Linked DNA regions of Homo sapiens: region 1 is linked to region 2. Evidence: chromatin contacts called from ENCODE Hi-C or POLR2A ChIA-PET data. All regions are on one chromosome and are shown on one strand. Each heading gives the region's core, a stretch centred on a gene start or an enhancer-like site at or near the end of the contact. The rest is flanking DNA. Distances are from core to core; before and after follow the strand shown. Region 1 overlaps FLVCR2 (FLVCR choline and putative heme transporter 2). Region 2 has its middle 24 kb from the start of FOS.

Region 1 (2,700 bases), core at 86-2,585, 390 kb after region 2:
TGAAAGCACATATTTGGGAACTCTGGTAGCTTGAGTTGGGAATGGGAAGGTTCTTTTTTACAGAAGTACTTCCCCAGGGACTTCTGTGTGTCACAGTCACCTCTGATGCCTTTATCTTGATGTTGCATTGGGAATCTCAGCCATCAGCCCAAGTGCTTGTTTTATTCCAAGGCAGGGTAATCCCCGTCAACTTACTCTAACCTTTGCTGAAAACTAATCTTGATTCATTCTACTCTGAAAATCCAAAGGTGCTTCTGAGAGATAAGAGGGAAGGGGTAGAAGGAAAGGTGCCCCTTGAAATGGGAATTGAGCCTGTTAGAATTAAAAGCTTATCTCACCTCTGCTGGGGACAGTATTTGCACCACCAACCCCTCTCCTCACCTGCTTTGAGCGATAATCTTTATCAGATATTCTAAACTTAAAGGGATTCCCTTTAAACCAACTCAAGCTGATCTTTCCTATCTAGCCTGCTGTTTGGCTGTACTCATGGGCTTTGGTAATATCTCCTAAAAATGAGGTTTTGGTAATTTTTCCTATGCATTGGGCAACTGTGATCGTGACCACTGTGCTGTCTTGCTCCAGCCACTGCCCTGGCCTCAGCATATCAGGGCAGCCTGTGCTGGCTGCAATACTGTGGTGCTTGGGCCACTGCCTGAGAGGAGCCAGGTTTGTGTGTGTCTGCATGTGTGTGTGTGTGTGTTTGTACAGATTCAAGCAATGGATGCAAGGAACATGCTGTATGTAATAGAAGAAAGAAGTCCACGTTTTCGGCAGAAGTAGTGAGTCAGTGTGGAAGAGAGGTGAGGGTGTGCTTTACTTTTTGATAAAGAGAAAGATGTTTACTCATAAACCCTTCAAAAGGTATTAACAAAATGTTTACCAAACCTATTGCTTTATTTTAAAAACATAATTTGTGTTTTCTATTTGTAAGATCTGACATTTCGAGGCAATAAAAACTTCTCAGAAAGTGGTCTGCCTTATCATTCAGTGGGGCAGAGATGGCTCTTAGAAGTCCCTGCAAGACTGTCACACATTCCTGAGGCTCCTGTCTTAGGTGTGGGGAAGGGCTGGGCTGGGGCGGGGGAGTGTGAGGCTAGAGAAGCAGCAACTGTGGTCTTCCACAGGAGCATCTCACTGTTGCCAGACCTTACCATCTGGGAGGGATATTTTTTAAAGACAAGGCTGTAAAGGTTACTGTTTGCCTACATGGAGGGACTGCAACTCAACATCCAGCACGACCCTGACCTCTTTCCATGCTGTGTACGCGCTGGAATGTGAGTGACTGCTGATGAGAGAGTCCACTGTTGTTTCTGGCTCTGCCTCAAAGGGTGGTTGAAATGTTTGTTCTCTGATTACCTCAGCCATGCATCAGCTTGCTGTGGCTGGGGCCCATGGCTCAGTCCCAGCAGCTGCAGTCTTGCGTTACCATTTTTCTTCCTAACTGGCCAACGTCCTGTTACTCATCCCTCCCCAGTTGTGATCACCTTGTGCGTGTTACTTGAATATGCTGCTACTATCATCTGTGTTCTGTACATTCTTTCCATAGAGAGTTGTACTGTGCCTGTGGTATTCTAGCATCATATTTATAGCAACTCGTAGCTGGGGAGGAACAATATTATGATTCTATTTTAAATGATCTAGGAAGGGACCCAAGCCTGGGCTGTTAAGAAATCTAATATCCATAGTGTCTGCTAAATACTCTAACTGTACATCTCTTTAGATCCTTTGGGTCCCTGCCTTTACTAATCTGGAATCACTTTTTTTTTTTTTTTTTTTTTTGAGATGGTGTCTTTTTCTGTCGCCAGGCTGGAGTGCAATGGCGCAATCTCGGCTCACTGCAACCTCCGCCTTCCTGGTTCAAGCAATTCTCCTGTCTCAGCCTCCCAAGTAGCTGGGACTACAGGCACACGCCACCATGCCCAGCTAATTTTTGTACTTTTAGTAGAGACGGGGTTTCACCATGTTGGCCAGGATGGTCTCGATCTTTTGACCTCATGATCTGCCCGTGTCAGCCTCCCAAAAGTGCTGGGATTACAGGCGTGAGCCACCACACCCGGCCAGGGCATCACATTTTCATGACACATGCTCAGAGGACCTAAATCATCCAATGTTTTCATTCACTCCTTTCATAAGGTCTTCATGTGGATCTGTGTTCAAACATTAACTGTCATCACTGCTTTTTTACTGCCTCCTAACAATATAGCTGACAAGTAAAGAAAAGATAGTTCTTACCATTGAGATATTTTTCTAGATACAGTGTTCTGGGCATATGAGGCCTGGAATTTCTGCAACCAACTTTGGTACCATAAAAGAAGTCAGCCTGAGGATGCCAGCACACATAGGTAGTGCTGAAAGAATCGTAAAGAAATGGAGCTGGAGTCTTGATCAAACCCTTCCTGAAGCTAATCTTGTAATTTTTCAGTTATATGAGCCAGCTATCTTTATTGTTTAAGCTAGTTTAAGGTAGGTTTTGTCCTTTCACCTAAAGAGACTTAACTGATAAGAGAATTCCCAATGTATTTAAGTGTAAACATCAAGCTTCTTATCACACCCTTATAAGCCCCTTGCCTCCTTTTCTGACCTTTTCTTTCACTTCCTAACTCTTCACCATGCTGTGATTACATAGTTCTTATTCCTTGAATAAGACTATTCTACCTTCCAGTTGCTGCTCCCTCCTTTCTAACGGCCTGCTCCATATCT
Region 2 (2,700 bases), core at 67-2,566:
TTGTATAAAAAGAACCCCTAATTTGTATGCTTTAGGAGAGACCATATTTCAATTTTGGGGACACCAGTCCTTCAAGGTACAGCACAGTTGCCTGACCTCAGAATTTTTTTTTTTTTTTTTTTTTTGAGACAGAGTTTCGCTCTTGTTGCCCAGGCTGGAGTGCAATGGCGTGATCTTGGCTCACCGCAACCTTCGACTCCCTGGTTCAAGTGATTCTCCTGCTTCAGCCTCCCGAGTAGCTGGGATTATAGGCATGTGCCACCACACCCAGCTAATTTTGTGTTTTTAGTAGAGATGGGGTTTCTCCATGTTGGTCAGGCTGTTTTCAAACTCCTGACCTCTGGTGATCCGCCCGCCTTGGCCTCCCAAAGTGCTGGGATTACAGGCATGAGCTACTGCGCTTGGTCCAGAATTTTCTTTTCTTTTCTTTTCTTTTTTTTAACAAACAAGGTATTGCTCTGTCTCCCAGTCTGGAGTGTAGTAGCATGATCATAACTCACTGCAGTCTAGGCCTCCTTGGCTCAAGTGGTCCGCCTGCCTCAGCCTCCCAAAGTGCTAGAATTATAGGTATGAGCCACTGTGCCTGGACAGATTTTGTTTTAGAAGCAGGAGTTAAGTGTCCATGAGTAGTAGGAACTCAGGTAATCCAGCCCAAATGGACTTGATCAACCATCCCCTGATCCCGGATCTCAGCGTGATGGGAGTCTAGGAAACCTGCCCTTTGACCTGAATCTGGATGACGTTAGTAATACAGGAATAGGTGAAATGCCAGCCACACCTGGCTGGCCCATGAAAAGGAAATACTTCCCACGCTTTGCTTTTGCACACCAAGGGCCCCCAGGTAAAGGCATCCAGGGTGCAAGCCGCCTGCTTTAATGCCCGGGTGTGGCTGCAGGAACAACCCAGTACAAACTGGAGTGAACCTGTTGCCCTCTTCCTTCCCTGCTGCCAAGCCAAACAGAACACAGGGAACACAAATAGAATCATCACAGTAAACCAGCTGTTGGAGCCAGACACTGGGAGAACCCACTCCCTGGCACTGCCACCCCATTCACGGGTCCAGACATGATGAAGTGCTCTGAGGGCTGAGGAAGGTGTGGCCCGTGGGCATTCCTGTCCAGCAAGAACCCCTCTGGCTTGTCTGTATTCATTGCCACCCACATGGACCTCTCTATGGTTGCTTGCCAAAGCCGGGAGGGAGAAGGGTCTCCCCTTCCTCCAAGCCCAGGATCACCGGGAAATGCCCTTCCCACCTACTGGACTTGACTAATGCTGCTTGTCAAGAAGGGAACTCTTCAGACACATAAAAATCCTAAAGGTAGCTGAGGTTTGAAAGAATTCGTGCTGGACGTGCTTCCCTGCAGGGTCAGGCATTGGGGAGGAGGGAGAAGAGGAAGGAGGAGCTGGTTGTAAGTGACAGCTGCAGATAAATCTGTGTGGAGCTGTCCAGGGAGCTGTTGAACTCAGGTAGTGCCCTCCCTAGCCTGGGGCAGGTCAGAGTCTCCCCGAACCACCCAAACCTTTCTGCTGCGTGTGCTCTGGGGCATGTCTCTCTTTGCCTCCTTGGATCTTGAGCCAATGAGGAAATATAGGCTAGTCCCAGAAGGCAGGGATGAATTTGTGTTCTTTGTGGTGTCAGCACCTTTTCATGAAGCTCTAGCAGATCTCACAATCTTCCCTTCTTTAAAAAAAAAAAGAAAAAGAAAAAAGTTTGGAAAAGGGGGCTAGAGTCTCCCTATGGAAAAGAAAGCTCGTGGAATGATCCAAGTGGAGGTTTTCCATGCATTCCATGGCATCATTGGAGATGTCCTGGCTCTGTACTTACTTAACTACTTGAATCTCAGTTTCTTCCGTTGTAAAAGTGGGCACATGAAGACCTAGTTCTCATGGATATTAACAGGATAAAACGAGATAACACATAGAGTACTCTCAAGTACTCTACATAGTCCTAGCATATCAAAAGTATTAGATAAATCTTGCCTTTATTTTCTCCTTCTCATACACTGTGTCAGTGGCTTGCTGGGTCCTTGATTAGCCTGAAGGACTGAAAGAGAGACCTCAAGAGAGAGAATGGCAAAGTAAATACGACCATCTTATTCGAACTTAACTCTGCGTTTCAAGTAGGGAGATAAGAAGGACTGCTGTTCCACTTCTTTTCTAGATGACAAGATGGGTTATTTTTATTTTTTATTTTTGAGACAGTTTCGCTCTTGTTGCCCAGGCTGGAGTGCAACGGCATGATCTTGGCTCACCGCAACCTCTGCCTCCCGGGTTCAAGTGATTCTCCTGCCTCAGCCTCCCTAGTAGCTGGGATTACAGGCATGCGCCACCATGCTTGGCTAATTTTGTATTTTTAGTAGAGACGGGGTTTCACCATGTTGGTCAGGCTGGTCTCGAACTCCTGACCTCAGGTGATCCGCCTGCCTTAGCCTCCCAAAGTACTGGGATTACAGGCAAGAGCTACCATGCCAGGCCTAAAATGGGTTATTTCTGTGCCTAGAGGTAAATTGCATCAGTGCTTTCCCATCTGAAACAAAACACAAACCACTTCATTTCCATGTCAAAAACTGATTCAATCTAATCTACCCATAAATCAGGCTTTCTCATTAACCTGAATTTGAAGTTTCTCTCTTTTCCAGCTGCTTTTATGCTCTAGGTGGAGTTTAGAAAAGAGAAGTCTAGCTTAACCATTCGTTGACA

What was found. Hi-C counts contacts between places; a loop is a spot of excess contacts on that map. ChIA-PET counts read pairs that join two places held with the same protein, here RNA polymerase II (POLR2A). Pooled maps may share reads with other maps.
Region 1: a map of gastrocnemius medialis shows a loop between it and region 2 (6-fold over the local background). The contact joins two enhancer-like sites. A Hi-C loop is called at or near these places in 1 of 168 maps with a recorded cell type or tissue (gastrocnemius medialis) and 1 of 50 pooled maps. POLR2A ChIA-PET finds 5 or more read pairs at or near these places in 1 of 52 experiments (activated T-cell).

Annotation. Positions count from the first base shown.
Region 1 is chr14:75,647,201-75,649,900 of GRCh38, forward strand. It overlaps FLVCR2 (FLVCR choline and putative heme transporter 2), which reads left to right. Exons shown (of 10, transcript NM_017791.3): 10 at 1-967. It overlaps ERG28 (ergosterol biosynthesis 28 homolog), which reads right to left. Exons shown (of 5, transcript NM_007176.4): 5 at 2,591-2,700. Among named protein-coding and RNA genes, the nearest start is that of ERG28, 12 kb to the right of the region's middle. RefSeq lists an enhancer at 1,146-1,440. Within about 2 kb of position 1,336, at least 15 of the 41 ENCODE cell types and tissues checked have a DNase peak (open chromatin) inside an H3K27ac peak, as active enhancers do; they include gastrocnemius medialis, where a contact is called at or near this core.
Region 2 is chr14:75,253,680-75,256,379 of GRCh38, forward strand. No RefSeq gene overlaps it. Among named protein-coding and RNA genes, the nearest start is that of FOS, 24 kb to the right of the region's middle. RefSeq lists an enhancer at 267-1,466. Within about 2 kb of position 1,317, at least 17 of the 41 ENCODE cell types and tissues checked have a DNase peak (open chromatin) inside an H3K27ac peak, as active enhancers do; they include gastrocnemius medialis, where a contact is called at or near this core.